Regions from separate parts of the Mus musculus genome. Here region 1 is linked to region 2. A link is a loop called in an ENCODE intact Hi-C map of the cell type or tissue named here. Cell type or tissue: heart. All regions are shown on one strand. Links, peaks and the distances in the headings refer to the core of each region. The heading gives the core; the rest is flanking DNA. Region 1 overlaps Etv6 (ets variant 6). Region 2 holds the start of Gm52920 (a long non-coding RNA gene).

Region 1 (12,292 bases), core at 2,559-7,558, 81 kb after region 2:
AGCTAAGTCACGTAGGGTATGAAACACTGCTTCCCCACAGGAATGGGCCGAGCCTAGTGATGGGCAAGGTCAGAACACAAGGAGCATCCATTTTCCTTCCTCTAGGGAGTGACGGAGGATTTGGTCCTGGAAGAGAAGGTCTCGATTTTCGTTGTCCGTAGAGAAAGCATTTGAGTTACCTGCCTTTAAACTGCACTGTAGGCAGGCTGGTGAGCAGCAGGTAAGGTCCTGGCTAGAACCAGAATGGATAGACCCCTTCCTAACATGCAAACATCAGAGGGTGGACATAGAGGGCTATATTGTACCAAACCTACCTATTAAAAAAATGAAACCTAAGAGGGACAGCGTTGCTTTTGTGCAGAGACTCTGACAATGCCTGGAGGGTGTGTCTGTGTTCGCTAGAGAGAATTCAATTATTCACACATGCATGACAGGGCCTCTCTTCTTCAACACTAGTATGCTGTGTTGAATTTAGCACCTTTCCTAAGGACAAGCAGGAGGGAACACAAGGAATGGAAACACACCTGTCGATTTCTCTCCTTGTTAGCAGTCCAGGCAAACGGCCGGCCGGACAAGAAACATTACTGGGTGAAATGAAACACTAGAAAGCACAGGCTTCAGTTTCTCATGCGCTCCCTGTCTCTAATGACCAGACTCACTAAGCCTGCCTTGTCCTGTCTTAGAGCAAACAGAAGCACAATGTTCAGAGTCTAGAATTTCCTGATGTAACCCTGCAATGACAGCATTCACAACTCTCACCGTCAAAGGTAACTCTGACCACCTACAAAAAGGCTCTGAAGGCTGATCCCATCTTAACCCACCAGGCCACGTTTCGACACCCCAAACGAATAACTGCACCTTCATGGTCAAGAAAGGAAGATAAGAAAGCTGCCGTTCCCTGTGATGTGTGCCAGCCATATGCTGGGTGAGAGGCCATCAGCACCGTATTTTAGAACCACTGCCTTCTCAACTCTAAACAGTTTGTGTAAGGCACATTTTTTTTTAACCTTGGTTTTACAGACAGGGAAAACGGGGCTTAGAGAATTTTAAGCCCCAGATCTCTTACGTTGCCATAAGATCTGAACACAGAACTGTCTTTCTACCCTTCTGAGCCCAAATCCCTTTACACCATGCACACAGAGACTCAGACACGGGTTCTTACCTCTGCCAGGAACTGTCTCGAACACTGCTCCCGCAGCTGATTTTGGGGACGGCTGTGCTGACGGCTCTTTGGGACTTTTCAGGCTATGCCTGAACATGCTAATAATATCTCCAGGTATCAACTCTTCCCCCTTCAGTAATCACTAATACAAATAACCGCCAGTTTTTGCCTCTCTGCCAAATCTGTACACACGGACACTGTCCCATTTATGCTTCTGATTAGTGATTAGCAGACCAGCATTTCCTGCATGGTGGAAGCCCGGGCCCTGGTGAGAAACTCCCTCACTTCCCGGATGGCTTAAGGCCAACAAGTCTTTGGTGCCCATGACCTTCCTACTTAAGGGAGGGAAGTCACCAATACCCTCTCATGAGAGAAGAGGGGAGACATCAGAGGTGGAACCATCTATCTCTCTTCCCTTTCCTGTTGCTCCTCCAGGCCCCTGCCTCAGCGTCACCGGTTTACTGCACTAACAACCTGTCATTGCCCTTCTCCCCAGTCTGGATATTTCCCGCAACACTACAATGTACCCAGAAAAAAAAATTAAAGCCACGACGTGCATGTTTGCGACTACAAGGAACACTGTTGTCCACAGACAAATGCATCTTTATCTAGAGCCTTGTCAAACTGCAGGCCAACTTACTTCATTACTGTTCGTTTGTGAGGGAAAAAACAAGTCCGTGTGGCTTTGGCTCCGTGCCAGAAAACACTACAAGCAGTTGTACTGATTTGAGACAAGAATGTCTCTCTTCGTATATCTATGCATAGCGCTTCTTGTCTCTATCACATTCTAAAGCTAAAAGACCAGTATCCTCCATAGGTCTAGGGCCTGCAGCAATGTCTTCTATGCACCTCATTGCTCAAAGGTTATAAGTCAGAGAGAGCAAGGAGCATTGTCCTTTATGGAAGGACAGCTTTGCGGTGCTACACACCTGCAGACTCCAGGAACAGTCCTTAGGATCATGTCAACTTCTTCCGTGTAATCTTTCAACTTATTTGATTTACTCTGCTCTGCCCCTGGTTGCATGCCAGTGAAATCATACTCATGATCCTCAGAGACTCCCCCAAGCAAACACCAACTCTCCATACAGCCTCGGTTGGCCTCAGGTAATTCCTGTTGGAATGACTTCCAGAATCACAGGTCCCAGGTGCCAGAGGCCCTCACAAAGATGAGAGTCACAAAAACTCAAAAACCAATTCCTGCGCAGAACACAGGTCTGAGCACCACACCGCTTTTGTGGGTATGACCCACACAGCCACTCAGGGGCCCTGCACTTGTTTGTGCTTGTTGTAATGTTCTGTTGTGGATGTCCTAAAAATTCTTCATCATTTTTAAACACAGAGACTTGCAGTTTGCTTGGGTCCCACCAAATAGGCAGCTGGTCAGTTTCTTTGAACCATCTAGCAAGTTGGGGAAGCAGCAGGGATATGCTCGAGCCTGCTGGGAAGCTAGGAACTGAGGTGAATAAGCTGGTTCGCATGGGGGTAACACTGGGCCTGAAATGTGGCAGACCTGCCAGGACTGATGGGGAACCACAAGGGCCTCTCAACGGCACAGAATAACATGTACCCTGAGGCACCACCTCTCAAAAAAACCTCCCTGAATCTTTCTAAAATCCTTAACTATGGCCTTGTTCAATTTCAGTCATATTCTCCCTCTCTCTGAAGCATGGTAGCTTTCCCCCTTCACAGGCATTTGTCTGTAGGGTGGCATTCTGTTTGTTTGATCTGTTCAGCTGGAGCTAAAAAGAGCTGTTCGAACACTACTTCCAGGCAGTTCCCCAGAGGCCCAAGTGCTTAAGTCTACTGTCTGGAGCCTCCACAGGGTTCAAGGTCTGCTACAATAGTTGAGGATGCTCAGAACCAGAAGCTGGGACAATCTGGGGGCCACTCTACATCACAGGCTAGAAGGTGGAGGCAAACTCCCAGTATATCCTCTATGAAGCAATCTCAGAAAAGTATGTCAAAGAAGTCAGTACACAAGAAGGTGGTTTATTTCCCATGATTCCGTTTGCCATACACGAGTGTGTACTCCTGTGTGCATATGTGTGTGCACATGTGTTTGTACATGCACACATGTACACAGAGAGACCAGCTCATGCATGGACAACTAGAGGCCAGAGGCTGAAAGGGGCTCAGTCCCTTCCAACCTTATTTATTGAGACAGGGTGCCTCACTTAAGCTACGGCTCACTGAGGAGCTAGCTATACTAGCTGGCCAGTGAGCCCCCAGACTGGCCTGTCTGTTTCTGGAACTACATGGGTGGGGTTTTCATATGAGCTCTGTTAATACAAACTCAGATGCCTGCATGGCAAAGAGTAATTTACCACTGAACCATCTACCACTTGACACTGTTTCTTTGAGAGCTACCATAACTGTTCTATGAGCACCTGCAGGCACATGGGATCAAGACTTCTATTAATGTTCTTGACATCACAGCTAGAAATGGTTGGATGTGCTTTACTCAAAAGACACAGACACACAGACACATCCTACAACATACTGTAGTATATCGGGGCAAAACAGCTATCAAATAGAGCAATGATCTATGTACTTAGTAGACATAAGTACTCCACAGTGCCGAGCTTCCTGCTTGTAACTACAGTCTATCTTAATCCCAGCTCATGGCCTCTCCTCCAGAACCCTGAGATCAGCAGGAAGCAGATATGTTTTATGGGCTATGTGTCATTTAGTGCCACCTGCGCATCCTAGTAGGTGATGAAAGAGGGGAGCTGAAGCAATCAGCATCAAAGCCGAAGATGCGGCTGGCTTCCCTCCTGATCTGGCCGCTCTTGGGAAAGCGAAGTCGGTTGCTTGATTCCTGGTAAAAGGGAGAAAATGTAGCCCTGCAGACTACTGGAGCACAAGAGCAATGCCAGCATACCGTGGACAGAAAAGAGACCAAAAGGCCAACAGAGGCTTCTCTACACTTGGGGGATGCTATCTGTGTCCCTGGATGGCTCCAAGCACCCTCAACCTGCCTTTTCAAACACTTGCACAAATGAGGATTGTTGCTTCCCAAACTGGCCCTGGCCTGGATGGACCCTTGCCATCAAAATCACCTAGTTAGTTTAGTCTACAAGGTACCTCTCCATAGCCGGAAGACTGGGATAAATGGCTGGGCAGTTTATTAACTGAGTATAAGAGCTTCAAGGCCACTAAGGTGCCCATGGTTCTGATGACTAGAAAATGGCACCAAATCACACAGATCCACGAAACAATAAGCATAGCCATACGATGGCTCCAGTGATGGTTTCACCCTTCATATAAAAGAAAAATGAGACAGTGACAGAATTGGGGGGAAGCAGGTGTGATCCCTTCTAGGGCACATGACAGAGCAACGGGGACGCTTTAGATACCCAGAGACCGCTTTGACGAGCATCCAACAGCATACAGAGTATTCCTAGAACCAGAGAGGAACCAGTTCCATTCTGCCCATATCCACCAATTTCCTAAAATCAGGCAGTTTCTTTTAAATACTAATACAAACACCAGTGTAGATGTGAGCATGGCATAAGAGACTCAGCCTGGTCAGGTGGTCTTAGTGGGGCCTAATAAAAAAAAAGCCTTCCTACTCCATCACCCTGTAGCCATGATCTCCACGTATTTGGTTTCAAATCATCTTTGAAGACAGGGTAATGCTTTTCAGTGACAGGCCCAGAGAACTTAGCAACTTCCTTCTCACCAAGCCTGCAAGCTCACCACTGTAAGTGGAAGGAAGCAGCTCTCTCCAAAGCTCTCCTGCTTGTTAGGGCAAGAAGCTATGGAGTCCTTACTGATCACTGTAAGGAACTTGATTCAGTGACTCAGCAGCCTGATAGATGTGCTCCAATGTGGGATGGCTTTGTGGGCAAAGATGCCTGCCAACCAGCCTGACTACCTATAAGGTCAATCTCTGGGTCTCATGGGATTTGGAAAGGAAGAACCAACTCCACAAAGTTTACCTCTCATTTCCATGTGTATTATGACATGTATGTTTACATAAACACATACATACACACATACTATACATACAAACATACATACACAAATACATATACACACATACAGATGTATACACATACATGCATAAGTATAATGGTGTGTAAAAATCCTTATATTGTATCTGCACATCCCATATCAAACATGTACATTAAAAGCTTTAATAAAAAATTTTGTTAAAAAAAAAGGGAATTCTCCCATTTGGGTTATTTTGCTTCAATTCCATCTCCAAATTTTAGGTATATTTTAAAGATCCTAACTTCATTACTTTCAAATATCAATATCACACTGTGAAATGGTGAGAAAAGCTATAGAAAGAAATCAGCTGTCAGAAACCTTCCATTTCAGACCATCAAAACTCCACTTCATCCCAAAAATAAGAAAAATCATGGCTGCCCTTTTAAGGCTAACTCTCTTTGGGCAGGGAGAATGAGGCCGGAATCAAAGGGACAGAACAGCCACTGAGCAGAGCTTAGGAGAGGCAGAGCTGGGCTCCAGGCCCAGAAGACCACTTGTCAGTGATGTGACTGTGGGTATGTTTGTTACCTGCCCTCCCCAGCTTCGGTTTTCCTTGCCCTTTAAAAGTACTTCATCCCCTATCTCACAGGACTGTGGTGAGTAGTGTAGATGACACTGTGTCTATAAACGTCATGACAGTAAACAGCAGTTCCCATGCTTATTTGCAATGTGCCTCTTCTTCAGTTTTAGTTACCTGTGGTCAGCTGTTGACCAAAAATGTCACATGGAAAAATCCTGGAATTAAGTAATCTGTAAGCTATGTTGTTATAATTATCTTATTATTCATTAATATTTTACTGTGCCTCATTTACCAATTAAAAATATTTACAGGTATATTTGGAAGGAAAAAATAGTCACTTTATTTCAGTGACCCAGACAAGCACAATATCTGATGCTATTGGTGTCTTCAGGCACCCACTGTGGGTCTTGGGACAGTGTCTCCAAGGAAAGGGTGACTGGTGCCTATCATGAAGGAGCTCTAGTCATGGTGATCATTTTGTTCCTTAGACTTTTCATCATCCTCAAAGTAAGAGTCAAGACAATCATACTCTGGACTCAAAAGCTCTAAGAAAATGAGAAGGCTCAATTTCATAGTCCTGTTGACCAGACAGACAAGGAAAGATAAATAACCTACAATCATAATACTGCCATTTCCAGTCTATATGCTTATAGAGTCATTTAAAACAATTTCATATCACTCCAAGAATTCCTAGCAGCATTGTACAAGACCGTGGCTTCATCATCTAACTTCTATGTTATATTTATTCATCTTCAAACTGGGTCAGGCCAGGCCAGTTTCCCATCTCCAATCCACCTCCCACAGGCCACAGTCGACTTCTTTATACTCAGAACTGCCCTTCAATATATTCATTGCCTTCTAACAATCCTTGTGGCAATCAAACCCACAAGCATGTCTTATTGCCCTCTGTTCCAGCCTCTCACATGACAGATTCAAATGTCCCCTTCCCTCTCCGCCAACAGGTCTACTCTGGTCCCTCTCATAAAGTCAATCCCTTACTCTTGACCTTGGGTGGCAATCTACCTACACATCTACAAGTGTGTTATATCACTGGCTATTTGTTTCCCTTCCAATTATAATAACTTACCTGCATGGTGTCTCTACAGCTGGGCCAAGAGTCACGTCTTCCCTACCTTAGCTTCTTGTCTCTTGGGCCTGCGTTAAACTACACATACAGTAGGCAGTCCAGAAAGTCTTACTGAATTATTTACTTAATTGGTTAATTGGTTTCAGCAGGCCTCTAATCAAATCTATGCTCGGAGAGGAGAAGCAGGACTGGGTCATTAGGCAATTCATTATCACAATATCTTTGATTAGTCAGCTGTCACTCTGGTGAAGCCAGCAAGTTGAAGGGAAGCTGAAGGGATGCCCAAGACTGGTGGGTACTAATCAGAGCTGAGGACAAGGAAAGGCAACCCTGGTCTACCTTTGCCTGGGAACACGGTCCACTGCCTCATCTTCCCTGACCTCTCTCTTCCTTACCAACTACTTGCTCTCATCACCAATTTTTTATTCATTTACTCAGCCATTCCATAAAAGTGGTATGCGACTCAAAAACGCAGCAGCAAGCCAAATGAAGTCCCTGACTTACATTCTATTCTAGTACAGGGCTTCTCGGGCTCTGTCTAATGAATCATCCAGGATCTTGCCTAAAGCACAAGTAGCCTTGGTAGGTCAGGGAGGGGCTGAGACACTGCCCTCCAAATCCACTCCCCACTGCTGCTGCTGCTGCTGCTGCTGCTGCTGCTGAGAACACGCCACTCCGTATTCTCTTCATCACAAGGTTCCAGGCAAGGGCACTGGCTCCGAACACTGGCTGCGCACAGGTGTCATCTTGGGGTATGAGGAAATGCTAACACCTAAATCTCTTCCCCCAGTGTCTCTAGTTGAATGTCTGCCGTATAGTGTGGCATCAAGACTTAAGCACCATCCAAGTCATTTCCAACGAATACCTGAGGTGGATAACCATTATCCTACTGGGAGGACAGGCAGAAAAACAAGTATCGCATCTGGTAAGAATTCTGAGGAGAAACAAGGGAAGGAAAGCAGCGGGGAGATCCAGAGTGCGCATGACTCTGTATTAGGAGGTTGAAGAATACCTTTCCTGGGGAGTGAGGGGGTAGGGGTGGGGGTGACCATTTGAACAGACGCCTGAAACTAAACTCAAGGAATATGGCACGTAGTTATTTTAGCTCTGTGAACTACAGCACGTAGAGGCTCTGAGGCCAGAGTGTGCTTGGTGTGAAACAGTAGAAGGGACTAACTAGTAGGCACAGCCAGTAGATGCCCATGGAAACAGAGGCTTACAACTACGTAAAATACGTTACCTAGTCTCAAAGGAAAACCTAGACAACATGAAGAACTCTGGAAAGCCTGAGGCAGGAAGAGCCTAAGCTCCAGTCCAGCCTGAGCTACCAAGTGAGACCCTGTCTCAAAGAACAAAAACATTTGAAACAACAACCAACTGAAGGAGTTTAATACAATGACTTAAATCTTTTAAAAAAAATCCTAACATCCTAATTATCAAACACAGATAATCAAATCAAGTGTCAGCTCATAAGAACTGAACAGAGAAATACTACCATTCCACTTACCATTCAGAGGTAACTGAGCAGATCCCAGGGAAAGCAGGACCATTTCCTAGCATCACAAATCTGCGTGTCCCAGCCGACTAACTTCAAGATCTGCCCCCTTCCCAACATCTTTAACCACCTATGGAGTTGTTCTACTTTGTACTCCGCACATGCCCCACATCAGGCAATAAAAAGAAAGAGTAGTGTCAGAGAGGGAAAGAGCAAAGTAAGGGGGTCGGGGAAGCAGCCAAGGAAGCAAAACTAGAGAAAAGACAGACATGCTGGAGACCGCTGGTCAGCAGTGGATGCCCACTCAAGCCAAGAGACATTCGATGTTAATACCATGTCAACCCTGCTAGGTCAGAATAATCCATAGTTGAGCCATTACCAGCCAGACACTTCTATAAAGATACTTTTTGTTGGTGTAATGAACATCAAAATCAACAGATGAATAGATTTGTTTTGTGGTACTAGGAATTCATAAACTCAGGGTCTTGTACAGGCTAAGCAAGTATTATACACCTTAACTATCTATAGCCCCAACTCTAACTGGCAACATTACTCTCTGTAATATGGGTAGGCTGCACCCAACCAGTGGACGGTCTTGAGAGATGAGGACTTGAGGTCCTCTGAGGAACAGGGAGTCCAGCCTTCCAGTTGCCTTTGGACTTGAAGTTACAACATCAACATTCCCCTTACTCTCCAGTCGTCCAACACCACCAGGTCATGAGATAATCCTTTAAGAACCAACTTCTGTGTCCATCAATCTCTCCTTCTCTGTACAGGTACGCACACACACACACACACACACACACACACACACGCACACGCATGCCCACATGCGCGCACACACATACACACCTATCTAATCTACTGATACCAATTTCAATAAAAGTCTGCTATTGGTTCTACTTCTCTGGAGAATCCTGACTAATCTAGGGTACAACTGATAAGTCTTTGTGATATTTGCCAAGGTCATGTCTGTAGGAAGGGATGACCCAAGGCCACCTCCCACCACTGTAGCTGACATTTCATCAAAAGTCACTGATCAGATTAAACTGCTAAATTCCAAGCATATATGGAATGTTATCTACTGCACTTATATACTTTAAGACAGATTAGAGGATGTAATAAGGCCTGGGCACAGCAAGAAACATTCTTCACTTTCTCTGGGTGCCAGGTCTCAAACCTCCACCTGAGGGCTAAACAAAACTAGGGGGAAAAAATGGAGGGAAATTACCGTCACTGATATCAGGCAACAAAACGTGGCAGAATGCTGGCTGGAGCCTAGACCAATAAGCAGAAAGTGGGGGAGGGGAGAGAGTAGAAAGTGGTCAGAGATGCAATCCCACCCAGAGAGGCTGTGGGGGAACAGTTGGGCAACACTATTCATGTCTTCCTCCAAAGTGCTGACCCAGATGCAAGGAAATGACATAGCATCAGGACTTCTGAGGAGTAATCCTCTATATTCATGTTTAAGTCACAGGACTCAGGAACATCCTTCCATTGCTGGTGGGATTGCAAGCTAGTACAACCACTCTGGAAGTCAGTCTGAGGTTCTTCAGAAAACTGAACATAGTACTACTGAAGATCCAGCAATACCCCTCCTGGGCATATACCCAGAAGAAGTTCCAACTGGTAATAAGAACGCATGCTCCACTATGTTCATAGCAGCCTTATTTATAATAGACAGAAGCTGGAAAGAACCCAGATGTCCCTCAACAGAAGAATGGATACAGAAAATGTGGTACATTTACACAATGGAGTACTACTCAGCAATTAAAAACAATGGATTTATGAAATTCTTGGACAAATGGAGGTACCTGGGGGATACCATCCTTAGAGAGATGACCCAATAATAAAAAAGTCATTAGATATGCACTCACTGATAAGTGGATATTAGCCCAGAAACATAGAACACCCAAGATACAATTTGCAAAACACAAGAAAATCAAGAAGAGGGAAGACCAATGGGTGGATACATCATTCCTCCTTAGAATAGAGAACAAAATACCCATGTAAGAAATTACAGAGACAAAGTTTGGAGCTAAGACAAAAGGATGGACTATCCAGATACTACCCACCCGGGAATCCATCCCATAATCAGCCACCAAACCCAGACACTATTGCACAATGCCAGAAAGATTTTGCTGAAGGGACTCTGTTATATCTGTCTCGTATGAGGCTATGCCAGTGCCTGGCAAATACAGAAGTGGATGCTCACTTCTATTTAAGGGGAGGCTAGTGACCATATCCCCTCCCCAGAACCATCTGTCCTAAAGTCTCCCATAGAACTTCTACTTGAGGCCCAGGGACTGTAGGTGCCAGTCAGAGGGCATTTTTTCAAATAACTTAGACTTTCTAAGAAGAACAATAATGTCCACCAGCAACTTCCATTAGTTTGGATCCTCTAACTAAGAGGATAGGGCCTCAAGATAACCGGCATGTTTTAATGATAGCAACAGTTGGGGGGGGGGGGGGGGTTCAGCAATTAAAAGCACATAGTGCTGTTGCAGAGGTCCTATGTGTGGGTTCCGGTGCCCACATCAGGCAGCTCATTAACTGCTTATAACTCCAGCCCCTTGGGATCCCATGCCTTCCTCTGGCCTCCATAGGCACTGTGCTCGTATGCACAAATACCAAACACATGATTCAAAGTAAAAAACATTTAATAATAAAATTATAATACTAGCATTAGCCGGTATCTGGAGCCTTTTATAGATCGTACCAGGCTTTTAAAGGCTCGGGGAGAGATTATGAACTCAAACCTGTTCCTGTAACTCTCTTGCCTTCTATTCACTCCACAGTGAGAGTAATGACTGTGGCAGCCACCCGAGTGGTTGTGACACCGGGACGAAACAAACAGGTATAGCACTTGGCTCTGTATCTGTCACATGCTGACACATAATAAATAAGGCTTGGTGTCTGCTTCAATCCCAGGGGACAGGAGCTCAGGGAAGCTCAATAACTCTTTCGTGACAAGCAAAACCAGGGCTTTACACAGAAGGCGTGCATGGAACAGCAAAGGTAAGAGCGGGCACGTGCATTGGGAGGGGATGGATAAACGTGTCTTGGTACTGTGGAGGCATCTGAGGGGCCAAAAGACCCATGGGGTTTCAGGGGGAACAGACAGTAAGAAAGCACGAGTGCCCACAAAAAGAAGCCTTTACATCAGAAAGTCACGACATCTTTTCCATAGCCCAGGCCAGACTCATCCATACACCTTTGTCATAGCCAATTAACACACTGCAGGCCTCCTAACCTAAGGACATTCTGCAAATCAACTGTGTGGCGTAGCATGACCTGTGAAGTATGCAGAGAAAGGGCATGCTGGGACAAGGTGCCTGGGAGGATCACACCAGAGGGATGCACATGTGGAAGGGGGAGGGAAGAGAAGAATGAGGAAGAGGAGGACAGGAAAGGGGATGGGGAGAGGAAGAGATCAGAAGGAAGTGGTTTATGTGCCCGTGTGAGCCTGCAGGCCCCAAGTCTGCAGGGAGGGCCAGCAGGCTGAAGGGCCAAGAGCCAACCTTGCCATCTAAGTCACAAGGTGACAGCATCCCCTCTTGGTCCTAGAGCTCAGTGTTCTCTTCTGTTCAAGCCTTCAACTGATGTACAAGGCCTGCCCACACGACCATCCACAGCAATAATTCACAAATATCTATGCAGAAACGCTCACAGGAATGTTTCTTTTATGACAACTTGCCCAGCCAAGTAGACAGAAACCAACCACCACATAGGCTGGGATGTCTCAGCTTCGGAGATCTCACACCGCGGAAACCTGTGAGGTCTTCAATAATGATGTGGATTCTCTTTACAGCTTTGAAAAAAAAAGCAAGGCTGGGGAGGTAGGTCAGCCGGCAAAGGGCTTGCCTCGCAAGCATGAGAAAGGAGTTCAATACCCCAAACCAACAGGAAAATGACAGGTGTGGTAGTGGGCAATTTTAATGCCAGTGCTACAGAGGCAGAGACAGAGAACACTAGACAGCCTGTCTAGTCTACCCAGTGAGCTCCAACCAATGAGAATCCCTCTCTCAAAAA
Region 2 (12,292 bases), core at 2,694-7,693:
CCTTACGCTAAGTGACATAAGCCAGGCTCAGAAAGAGACGGATCACACGATCTCACGTGCACAAGGAATCCAAAATCATGACAGTCATAGAAGCAGAGCAAGACAGAGAGATAGAGAGAGGAGGCAAGGAAGATACTGGTTAAAGGCTCCAAATGCTGTCTGTGCTTGCAATCTCACGACTCAAGGCACTGAGAGGCAAGATGATTTGAGTTCTAGGCCTGCCTGGGCTACACAACAAGAGTCTATTAGAAACAAATCCAGAGACAGGTTGTGTGTGTAGGGGGCGAGACAGGAGCACGATCGCCAGCAAGAAATCTCTTGCACCAATATGGCGGCTTCAGTTCATTATAATGCGTTGTATACATGAAAATCCCTTAGAATTTTAAATGTCCTCCCCACACACAAACGTGAGCTAATAGACTCATTAACTTGCAGCCATTCCACTAAACACACACAAGGTATAAATATCAACAATTTCTATGTGTACATTAAAAATAATTAAAATTTAAAAGGAAAAAAATTGAATCACAGTTTCCAATAGGGATTTGGGGGAATTCAAGATAGGGCAATGCCACGGCTTTTTTTTTTGTTTACAGGACTGTAACAAAGTCAGGCTGGCATCCAAGCATCTGTGGCAGAAAAGAAGAGAACCAGCAAGAGAGAAGAGGACAATCCAACCTCTGAAGAGAAAAGCAGTCGTGAGAATGGAAACTCAAAGATGCAGTCTTGTGGCATGGCAACCTGCTGAAAGGGAAGCGTGCGCGTGCACGCGCATACACACACACACACACCCCTTCACTAATAACAAAGAAGAGCCTAGTCACTGTGAGTATCACAAGCATAGTAATAGCACCAGGCCCTTTTAAGACCCACGTTAAAGACATCCTTGGCACTTTCCTCCTTAAAAAAAAAAAAATCAATGCAATCCAAGCTCACAAGAATTTATTAATCATATAGCACAAGGCAAACAAGCTCTGTCCTAAGGAGTTCCCTCCAATGGGTGTTAAGAACACACAAATTACTGTAACGCAGAAATTCGTTCCTGTTCAGAGATGACCCACGGGTATGAACAGGGGATGTGTATCCCAGCAGAGAACGATGCAGATGGAATAAGAGACGGATGATCTAGAGCACTCAGGACAGAAGCTCGGGCTATTCAGACATGGACCAGAACGTGGTTAATTTTCAGCCCTAACGTGCTCAACCCTCCTCCTAATGCCAGAAATCCCCAAAGTCTCAGAAAGGTTCAAATGTCATGTGCCACCAAGTGGAGGCCTGGGTGCCGACGCTTCCAAGATGGATCCCCAGAGACAAGGTGGCAAGGATATAAAGAAAAGGCGTTTGGATGAAGTGCCCAGCTCAGGGATCAGGAGGGAAGGCATGAATCATGGGTCAGAAACCTGCTTGTGAACAGCACTGTGCTTCAGTTTTCCTTTAGAATTCTCAACACGTCCTTCATGTTGTCAGAATGGAATGAGGGTATGCCAGAGAGCCAAAGTGTCCTCTTTTTCCTCTTCCATGTCTTCCCTGGGATAGGGAGTCAGAGGGAAGCATCATGAATTCTAAGCCCGAATAAGGCCCACTAGTAGACAATAAACCAGCTAAGGGTTTCCAATCTGGTGGGGTTCAAGGCTTCTTTCTTGCTCACCCAGGTTTGGGGGGCATAGAGGGGTAAACATGGCTAACACAACTTTGAGTGTTGGTTTTCACAACCCTGATACGGTATCTGGAATGCTGTGAAAAGACTGGGCAGGCCACAAAGGAGACAGAGTGACAGAGTGACTTATTACACAGGAGCCAGTTGGTTTGCTTTGAGCCCACATTGGCCCATTCTCTCCTCAGGGTACGTGGAATAAAGGTCTGTGGGTAGCTGACTCCTCTTCTCCCCCCCCGCCCCCCCACCCGGTGCCTTTAGTTAATTGCAGCTGTGGTCAAGGGCAGGCAGCCAGAAGTCCCATAATGCACTCCTCCACAGGAAGTTCCCAAGATCTCTTCCTGAACAGGAAATTTCCTGTGGTCCAACAGACATTCCTCTCAGCACTTATCACTCTCTTACATTTGTTTTGGCAGATACTGAGTCTTGGGTAAGAACAACAAGAAACGGTTGGAGGGAAAGCTACCTCAGGGGGGGAAAAAGTTGCAGTTATTGTCAGGGGAAGAAACTGTGACAAAATTAACTCCTATCTCGAAGAAAAACAAATACTAGCAAAATGGACTCCAGAGATCTGACAAGCGTAAGAACGTAAATGCCACAGCTCGGGAAGGCAACATTTAAACTTTATTTGCGGTACAGAATGAAGGTATGCAGATTTATTTTAAGAGGCCCATTTCAAAGCATTTAGAGATACTTGCATAAAGGCTGGATTTTATAAATATGGCTTGAAATGACTGAGATTTTAAAGTTTTCCCATTTTTTTTTAAAACATATGATGCCAGGATATAATGTGTCTTTGGGAGTTAGTGTTTAGATCTCTGCCTCGAGGCACCACGTACCCTTTCTTGAAGAGGCAAGAGCTGCCCAAGGGGCATGAACACTTTACATTCTGGTAGCTTCTCTCTAATCTAGAATTACAGTAGATGGAACTGAATAAAAAGAAGAAAAAATACCACCACCACCATCAACACTACCACCACTACCACTACCACCACTACCACTACCACCATCACTACCAACCACCACTACCACTATAAACACCACCACCACCAAACTGAGTGCCGGGCCCTATTCCTCCCCTCTACTGCTGTTTACAATCCTTCCTTTAAAAGCTCTTCTCATGGCTGCCCTCTCACTTAGGCTTTTCTTATAGCTTCACTTTCCTCAGCTCCATGTATCCGCTCCCTGTGAGGGTTGCAAATGAAGCGCATACCCTCCCTTCTCTTTGCTGTCCTCAGACCACCTGTACTTCTACTTTCCTCAGATACCTGCCTCCTTTTTCAAATCAGTCGCTTCTCTCCTACGGGTGGGCCACAGACATAATAAAATCTCACCCAAATGCTTTGCGTTCTAATTTAGGGGTTACCAATCTGTCTTCCCCAGGGGAGAACAAGTCCCTTGAGGGCAGGAACAATTTTTTTTGTCTTTGCAATCCTAGGACAAAGGACTGTGCATGCCAAATAATAGCTAGTGGGTAAGGAAAGCCTGGAAGGACAACCTCAGAATTTTGTCCATGTATGGTAATAAAAAGCAAGGGGTTTTCTTTTCTTTCTATCATCAAATCCACAAACAGATCATATAAAATGAGCTAGTATCAGAGCACTCTTGTAATCCAGTCACAGCCGGTAAGGCCGACAGAAACTAAAGCTCCGTCTTCAATTCATGGCCATGTCTGAACTCCAGCCATAGTGAGATGCTTGATTGTCTGCCCCTATGGCCTGACAACCTTTCCCACTGGGCTTACCTAGCCCACTTAGCAAGTGTGAAGGCAGCCAGGGATATCTAGGGAAGCTCTGTCTCAACTCGCCCCCCGCCCCCCAAGGCAGTGGGTAAAGCTCTATCATGGAATTACTCCTTGACACTTTCTCAGTTTATGAAAATGAAAGAAAATTTGCAGATGCCAAAGCTGGCAATACACAGCCTTGGTGCATCCTTGACTGTTGTGGGTGAGCCCTGGATAAAGCAGTGAATGATGTGGTAGACTGCCCCATGAGAGATGATAGTTGTCTTCAGGGTCTGTAGACATAATGACGGTGTGGTGGTGGTGGCGTGTGTGTGTGTGTGTGTGTGTGTGTGTGTGTGTGTGTCTTTCCATGGTTTGATTCATACCTTCCTTGGTTGGGAATCAGAAGGTTTTGGCTTCAGATCCTCAGTCAGCCACTTAATAGTCTGATGCAGACACCAGATAAATCATTGTAGCCCTACTGAGCCCAGACTGTTTCCCCACCTTCTAAGTGTGAGCAGCACGACCCAGCTATGAGCTGCGGCTGGCCAGGAGGGCTGGGTGAAAGGGTAGAGGTAGTAAGAACTTAACCCTGAGATAAGAATTCACACATAGCAGGTGAACATTAACAGTAGCCGAGGACCAGAAGGTCAGAAACGGGACACCTCTCTCCTTTCTGCTGTGTGTGGGGGGAGGTAGTGCATTATAACCGTGGACCACCTTCTGGTCTCATCCCCCACCTTCTCTCAGGTGGCTGAACTGGAGGCCAGGGTGCTGCCTGTCATCTCTGTGAAACTGCATTTCAGTTTTGGGGAAAAAAAAACATAAAAGAATGTAGCCAGGGTAATGTGAGCATCTTCAGGCGAGGGAATGAACTTGCTCTGGCCACAGAGATCAAATGCAGGGTGTGACTTTGCTCAGCTTCGAGAGTCAGGGGCCGTTTCCTTCTCAACCAGCATTTACTTAGCTCTTACTCTGTGCCTAACCCAGCACCGTTTGACACTCACATTTTCCCTGCTCTGACTTAGACAACGCTGTGAAGTGGCTGACTCCACTGTATATACCTTTGTAGACTAGGGGTGGTTCTCTTTGTTCTCGGGAGTAAGAGTGGGTCTGGCCCATGCCATCGATAGCTAGAGATGATTAGGAGGGGTGTGTTATCAAACCTTAGTTCAGTGTGCTGGAGCAGATGTTTACCTGGGCTTCTTTGCCCCAATTGCCTCGGAGAGTGTCCTTTTTACCACGCTTCATCACCAGGGCAAAAGGCAGCTAGAGTGCTCCCGCTACCTGAGCCTCAGTTCCAAGGATGGGGACTGGGGCCAAGATGGTTCACACTGCACTGAGGCAATGCCACCACCAGGGCACAGATAGAACCTAGCCCTTGACCTTCGAGGTCTTCCCTAATGAATACAGGCTTAAATGTAGCAATTTCAATGTATTCTGATGAGCTGAATAACAGATCCTGCTGATCCTGCTTTATGTTTATGAATATGCTAAGAGGATCAGTTTGAAAAAAATAAAAACAACCTCAGAAAAATGTTTTAAAATAGATAGAGGTAGCTCAGTTAGTTCTACAGAAACCATAACACACACACACACACACACACACACATACACACACACACACACACACACAGTTCTCTTAGACTGCTGCTGGACACCACCTCTACACAATGAACGATGTGAACAATGTAGTATTCACACCATCTGCTAATGGAATGCCATGGGCCTTAAACGAATGTTATTGTGGTCAGTTCAATGGTCATGCAGCACATTAAGTTGTGTAAAATGATTTATTGAAGTTTTGTGGGTAGACACAATGAAAGTACATGGCTCTCTTCTTCAAGCATTTACCACCAAACAGGAAAGAGAAAGCAAATAAATATAACACTAAACGACTCTGCTGTCTACACCGAAAGGTAACTAGGTACCGTTTGTTTCTGAGAACCACCAAGGAAAATAATGACTCTCTTCTGCCATAGCGTAGACTCCAAACAATATCAATACCCAATACCCACAAATATTAAGAGATCTCTTCTTTCTCGTGCAGCCTCGTGATTGGCCAACGGTCTAGAAGTCAACTTGAAGAAACTAAAAACTCCAGTCCAACGAAGCCTACAGGTATGAAGAGAGGGGCCCCAAGTGTTGACCTCCCTGTGCCCAGGCTATCTCTCTGTCCCTTCATTCTGCAGCAAGCACCAAGAGCTATTTTTAAACCCCGGGCTCTAGACAGCTGAGTCAAGTCAGAATAAGATATCTGAGTGCAGAGGTAGCGGAGAGGCGCCAAGTGCCCGGACAGAGCTCAGGCTGGAAAACCTGCTTGTGCCCAAGCAGCTGGGTTGAGAGCGTGCTCTTGAGATCACAGAATGGCCAAAATAGCCCAGGTCTAAGGGTCAGGCAGGGGGCAGCTATATAGGAAGCATCTTCGATGTCTTTGAGCTTAACCAGCATCCAGTGCCAAGGGCTATTTCCAGCACACTCTCAGAGCTACTTCTATCCTCACACCCACACTAAGGGCCAGGATGGAGAGAGAAACAGAGAGAGAGAGAGGAGGTTGACGGATTGACTGAGCTTTACTGCTCGCTCCCTGACTTCCGTGGGTTCCCAGCGAGCTTCTAAGAAAGTAGGATTCAGCCGGCGTCAGGGCTGAGGCTATATTTATACCCTCGCAGCTGCCCAGTTGCTGAGCGGTTCACATTTACAAACAGCGGGAGAACAAGGCGTTTTCCAGAGGGGCCGTTTTCTCATGACAGTTATTTTAGATTTCTCTGGGATGAGCTCAGCTTCCACTTCTTTTTGAAGAAGGGGAAAGGGAGAAAGGAAAAGTGGGAGGCAGAGAAGTGGAGTAGGCGGATGTATCTCCCCGCTGTCCATACCACCCTGTGCTATTTTCTCCTATTCCACCCTTCCTGGCTTTCTCTGTTGGCCAGGCCTGGGGCGTGGACATAGCACAGGACTACACCAGGTAACAGGGAAGAGACTCAGTCCTCATCCTTGGTCCTGCTTCAGAGCATCCTCAGCGACAAAAGTGAGCAAACGAAGGCAGGATAAGCATGCCTGCTCCAAAAGTCCCAATTCCACACACTCTACGACTCAAAATGTTCCCTACATCTACAGAGTTTGCAAGTCTTGTAGCAGTTGTCAACGTGACAGGGCTTAAAAGCACATAGGAGACACACCTCTGAGGGTCTCGGTGGGGTTACTTCCAGAAGAGCAGAATGACCAACCCTCAATGTGGGCAGCAGCATTATCAGACTGAACAGTGACGAGAAAGTGAGCTAAACTGTCTCAGGCTCTTGCTGCTATACCCGCCCCCCGCCATGATGACCTGTATCCCCTCAACATGGGAGCCAAATAAAACTGTCCTTCTCTGAGCTTCTTTTGGGGGATATTTAACAAAGGTAGAGCTGACATGAGGCCACAGACAGGCAATTCCGCAGCTGACCTCAGGTGACCGTTGAAGTCCCGATGCCGGGAACTTCCATAAAGTATAAAATGGCAATTAGGCATTGTATAGAATACATGAGGCGGAGTTTGTGTTTCTACTTGTGTCTGTTCTCCATGATGTTTTATTGTATATATGCAAATATTTAAAAAAAAAATCTGGGAAAACCCCTCAAACTCTGAACCACTTCTGCTTCTAAGCAATTGGGATAAGCGATATTCAAGAGACAGAAACCATTTTGCTAGGTTCTGACCTGGGTCGAATCCTAGCTAAAGACAATAATAGCACCGTCCATTTGTAGGGTTAATATCAGTTCTTGAAACTCACCTCAAAGAGCCCCCTAATAAAGTTACTCGATGTCTAAGATCCCATGCCTGGTCCTCCTCTGCCTGGACCATGACGTGTTCCAAGCCCAGACCCTATAGTGACCTAATAGGCAGTGTTCCAAGTTCGATAAATGTATAAGTGAGCAAGACAGATATCTGTGCCTCAGTGACTGTGCCTTGCATCTGGAGATTAATTATACCAGATCCTTCCCAATGGAGAGCTGTGATAGCTAAATGAATTATCAGGTGTCAGGTGCCCAGGACAGGACCTGGCACCTGGTCCCCACTGAGTGTTTATTACCAAGTGTATCATTATCCACTATCCCTACAATATAGACCGAATTTGAACTAAAACTTAAAAAAAATGATAAAGATGAACTTCTTGGACCCAGACATCAGCTTCTCCACCCTGTTTTCGTCTCTCAGTCTGTCCTTCCCCACCTTTTCTCCTTTAGATGGTGGCCTTCAATTTGCCTTGTGAACCAGCAAGGTGACCTCAAACTCAAGATCCTATTTCATCCTCTCAAATGCTCGGGTTATAGTTGTATGCCACCACACTTGGAGAAAGTGTGAGAATTTGCTTCTGTGTTTTGAAGAATGGCACTTGCGTAGCCCAGGGTGCCCATCAACACTCTAACCAAAGCTGGCCTTCAATTCCTGATCCTTCTGCCCCTACTTCCTACGTGTGGGGATTCCATGTTTGTGGCACCGCACCAGCTACTTTTAAAAATGTAAATGTTCAGAGGCATAAACCTGGCCATTCTGCAGTGTGCGTCTCCCACCCCTCCCTTCAGCTCCCAGACATGATCTGTATCAAAACACTGTCCCAACACCGACTTAAACAAAAAGCTGCTGTTAATCATGACTTAAGTTCGCCTTTGAGAGCCTTCTAAGTCACTTACATACAAATAAAAGTTGATGCTCCACCAGCCCCCTTCCCTTCCCTCAGCAGCTCAGTTTGGTTTCACAGCAGACAGATGAGAATCGAGCACCATTAGCAGAGGAGACCCGACTCTGAGACAGGCATTAGCTTCAGCGTCACTCATCACTGAGTGGGGAGGGCTAACACTCGTGTGCCTGGCAGTGGGAGACCAGGAGTGCGCACCCACCCACGGGAGCCTCTTGTGCATTTTCTTCTCACCAGGTGGGAGCTGATTAAACAGGAGGGAAAACATCTCAAAGAAAGAGGCAGTGTACCGCCAACTGCTCTGGGCTGGGCCACCAGGGCCTTGGTTTCCAGGTTTTATACATTGTGTGTGTGTGTGTGTGTGTGTGTATACGCGTGCACACTCACGCATGTGTGTAGTATAGATACATATGCATATATGTATGTACATATGCATATACACGAGTATATGTATGTATATATACACACATGCATGTATATGTATATTTATATATGTGTATGTATACATAGTATTGCTTTATTTCCTTGCTGTGTCCAAATACTCTGACTTTAGGTTTTGCTCACATGTTTTCCTCCTTTGCTTTATTAACTGTACCACTTTCCTACACCAACTTCAGCACATTAAATTCTATCAGTGATGCCCGATCCCTGAGGCTGCCCAAACACCTTGCTTACCTATTTCCTAAAAAACTGAAGCTCTATTTTGTCTCAATATTGGAACTCACCCAAGAGACTGTGACCGAGTATGGCTGACATGGAACACAGGATTTGTTTTCAAGATCATGAGGTAGATTTGTCATGTCACTGTGGGTGTGGTGGCACACTTCTATAATCACAGTGTTTGGGGGTATTTGGGGGTGGGGGTGGATATGTGCTATCTCAGCTTTGAATGCTCTATATACGCTAAGTACTTTATTAATAACTCACAGAAGAATGCTTCATTGAAATATAGGAATTTAGTGTAAAAGTGAATACCTAGCTGGGTTTAATTCTGAGTTTTCCACTGACCTCTTTTAACCAAGGTTACCAACAAAGTGACAAGGACCTGCCCCTTAAGCCACAGCTTATAAGAATTCTATGTAATAAGTGGCAGGAGTTAAATATCTAAGGAAAGCCACCATCAATGCTCTTCATCAATAATGATAGTAATTTCAGTGGAGGAAGAGTCCCTGCCTCAGAAGTTCTACTTTGATATATGTAAGAACACGTGCATTTTGGGCGCTCTCCCTACGGCAGAGAGACTGTCAGAATTCATCAGGGGACCAAGTTAATTTTAGCTTTCTTCTCTTTCCCAAACTCCTGTAAAATAACAGAAAAGAGACTTTTGAGGAGACGTAAACCCACAAAGACAAAGACAACACAAGAAATAACAACCAGGCCTGTGGAGAAGAAGAAAGGGAACAAACCAGAAACATGGAGGCAGACCAGTCAATGGAGGCAGACCAGTCAGTTAGTGGTGGTCTATGCAACAGATCCAAGAAAGAGGAATGCTAACTGTCCAGTCATGACAGCAGAGAGGTAACTGCAGGTTCACATGGCAAGATCTTAAGGGGACGGGGGTTTGGTGGCACCAGTCACATCTGGAACACCTGGAGTCTGGGTTCCTTCCCTATCATGGCAGTTACAGCATGTGCTCTGATCCTAGCAGAACCAGACGGAGCTGACAGGAGAATCACTGGGTGGGGTTCACTGGGACTTTACAGACGGAGACCAAAAGAACACACGTGTGATGACCTCCTGTCTCTGTTTTCCCGCTGCTCCTCGAGGAAGTCAACAGACGTACACAGCCACCTTTGGGGAATCTGCATAGTCAAGCTCCAAATCTGCTGGCATTTACTTAATGGTGTCCCAATAACATGCACATGTGGGTCATCTTCTCCAGGGGTAGCCCAAAGATGACCAGGATTTTCAATTAGGGCCTGCGGCTCTGTTAACTTGAAATGGGGATAGAGGGACACAGAGCACCAGGTATTGAGTTAAAACAGAGTAGAGAGTAAACAAAAGCCAAACTAGAGGTGTATGTGTCCTGAACTCCAGCTCCTGGGAGTTGAGGAAGGAGGATGCATGGTCAAGGCCAGTCTGCGCTACACGGTTTAACCTGGTTTCAAAAATACCAACAAGAGAAGAGAGATTTGTGTGGGGAGAGGGGTAGAAGGTGATGAAGGAGAGGGCAGAGTGAGGGATAACTAACACTGTGGATGTTAAAAATGCCATATAGGAATCTACTGTTTTACAGGATTCATTGCAGTTTTACACTAAAAGAAGTTTAATTTTGAGGTCATCCAGCATGGGGGATAATGCTTTCCCCAGAAGCTATAGATTGCCAAGTAAAAGGCCCAGTGCTGGCTATGCTGTGGGACACTCCCTCCAGTTGTTGGCTGGGGGTACGCGAGAGACTCCCAAAACAATACAGGCTATTCCCACTGCTCTTAGTCACCCACCACATGCTGATGGTAAGACCCTAGTGCTAAAGACAGCATGGAATTTGGTCAAAGACAGAGAAATCAGGCTGGTACTAAGCTCTGAGGTTCCTCAAGGCAAGCTTTCATAGTAATAGCAGGTACTGCGTTGGCTGCCGTGGAGTGGGAAGGGTCACTGACGGTGACACCCAGCTGTGAACCAGTGGGCAAGAAAGGTCCATGGGGACAACAGTGTCAACACATGTTATAAACAATGATTTAGGATTGAATTGATTAATCTGAGAGGAATAGGAAGTGAATATGAGCAAGATACTTCATATAAAGTTCTCAAAGAATTATTATTAAAAATGTCTCAATTGAAAATATCAACAAAGGTTGGGGAGATGCTTCCGCTGATAAAGAGCTTGCTGTACTAAAATAGGAGCCAGAGTTCAGAGTTCCAGCACCCACACAGAAAATGAACAGTCATGGCAGACTGCCTGTGATCCCAGCACCTTGGGGCAGAGACGGGATGTGCTGGTTAGCTCTTTGTCAACTTCACTTAAGCTAGGAAGAAAGACCTTCAACTGAGAAAACGCCTCTATCAGGTTGGTCTGTAGACCAGCCTCTAGGACGTTTTCTTGATTAATGATTTCTGGAGAGGGCCCAGTCCTGGATTATATGATAAAGCAAATTTAGGGAGCCATGGGGAGCAAGCCAGTAGGCTGCATGTCTCTAAGATTTCTGTTTCAATTCCTGCCTCCGGCTTCCTGTTGTGAGCTCCCGACTTTATTTCCCTAGAGATGGACTGGGGACATGGAAGTATTAACCAAACAAGCCTGTTCCTCCCCAAGCTGCTTTTGGTCACAGTGTTTGAGGACAAGAACAAAAACTGAACCATAACAAAGGGGTTCTGTGACAAGCTGGCTAGGTAGAGTAGGTGATTCTGTCAGCTCTGGGTTCAGTTAGAGACCTGCCTCAGTATATAAAGAGGAGAGCAATCAAAGGGACATGTTGATATCCAACTCTGCTCTCCACTCATACGTACAAACACACAGGCACTTACAAATGTGTGTCCACAAATATGTGATCATGCATGCATGTTAATGTGTATAAACACACACACACACACACACACACACACAAATCAATGACAAAGACAAACAAAATCCTCCAAAATAAAACTCAGTGGAAGTGTTAGAAGGAAAGGGATAGCGAGTCTCCCAAACAGGAATTTAAAAAACGCAGGCTAGTTGGGCAGTGGTAGTGACACATCCCTCTATCCCTAGCACTTGGGAGGCAGAGGTAGGTGGATCTCTGTGAGTTCAAGGCTAACCTGGTCTACAGAACCAGTTCTAGGACAGTCAAGGTTACACAAATAAACTCTGTCTTGAAACACCAACCAACCAACCAAAACAACAACAGCAAAAACCAAATACACAGGTTAAAAACTGAAGAGCAAAGATAAGAAAATAATAGCACCAAGCAACCTTCTAATAATAACCATTGGGCGGGGGAGGCACATACATGAAATAGCAATAAATATCCTAGGATGGAAGGAAATGAATCTCCAAGTTAAAAGGGGCATTCCAGATTAGGGCACACTATCCTGACCCTGTAGAACTTGGGGACTGAATGTTCACATAGGACAAACCAGCAACCAAGAAATTAATTCACACAAAGACTTAAGGTTATAAATATGGTCACACGATGGAGCAATACCTTCACATTTGTGAGAAAAACAAGGTCCTGTCTGAACCCTATTACCAATCAATGGGGAGACCATATACAAGAGTCAAAAAATGTGCTCTCTTCCCACTTCTCAGAAAGCTATTGGT

What was found. Peaks named below come from ENCODE experiments on the same cell type or tissue, not always from the same donor. Only the 100,000 strongest peaks of a DNase experiment are listed, where the experiment ranks them.
Region 1: it touches region 2 in a loop (2.1-fold over the local background); 1 of 42 quality-filtered maps calls a loop at or near these places.

What each region holds. Positions count from the first base shown.
Region 1 is chr6:134,095,218-134,107,509 of GRCm38, reverse strand. The region is part of intron 1 of Etv6 (ets variant 6); the gene reads right to left. Among named protein-coding and RNA genes, the nearest start is that of Gm46978, 9.7 kb to the left of the region's middle. In heart, for the core only: no CTCF peak of the experiment used is centred there; no DNase peak of the experiment used is centred there; H3K27ac peaks cover 214 bases.
Region 2 is chr6:134,176,202-134,188,493 of GRCm38, reverse strand. All of the region lies in intron 2 of Etv6 (ets variant 6), which reads right to left. It overlaps Gm52920 (a long non-coding RNA gene), which reads left to right and starts at 1,981. Exons shown (of 3, transcript XR_003956529.1): 1 at 1,981-2,084; 2 at 5,428-5,498; 3 at 9,369-12,292. In heart, for the core only: a CTCF peak has its summit at 4,722; a DNase peak (open chromatin) is centred at 5,793; H3K4me3 peaks cover 1,060 bases; H3K27ac peaks cover 4,647 bases.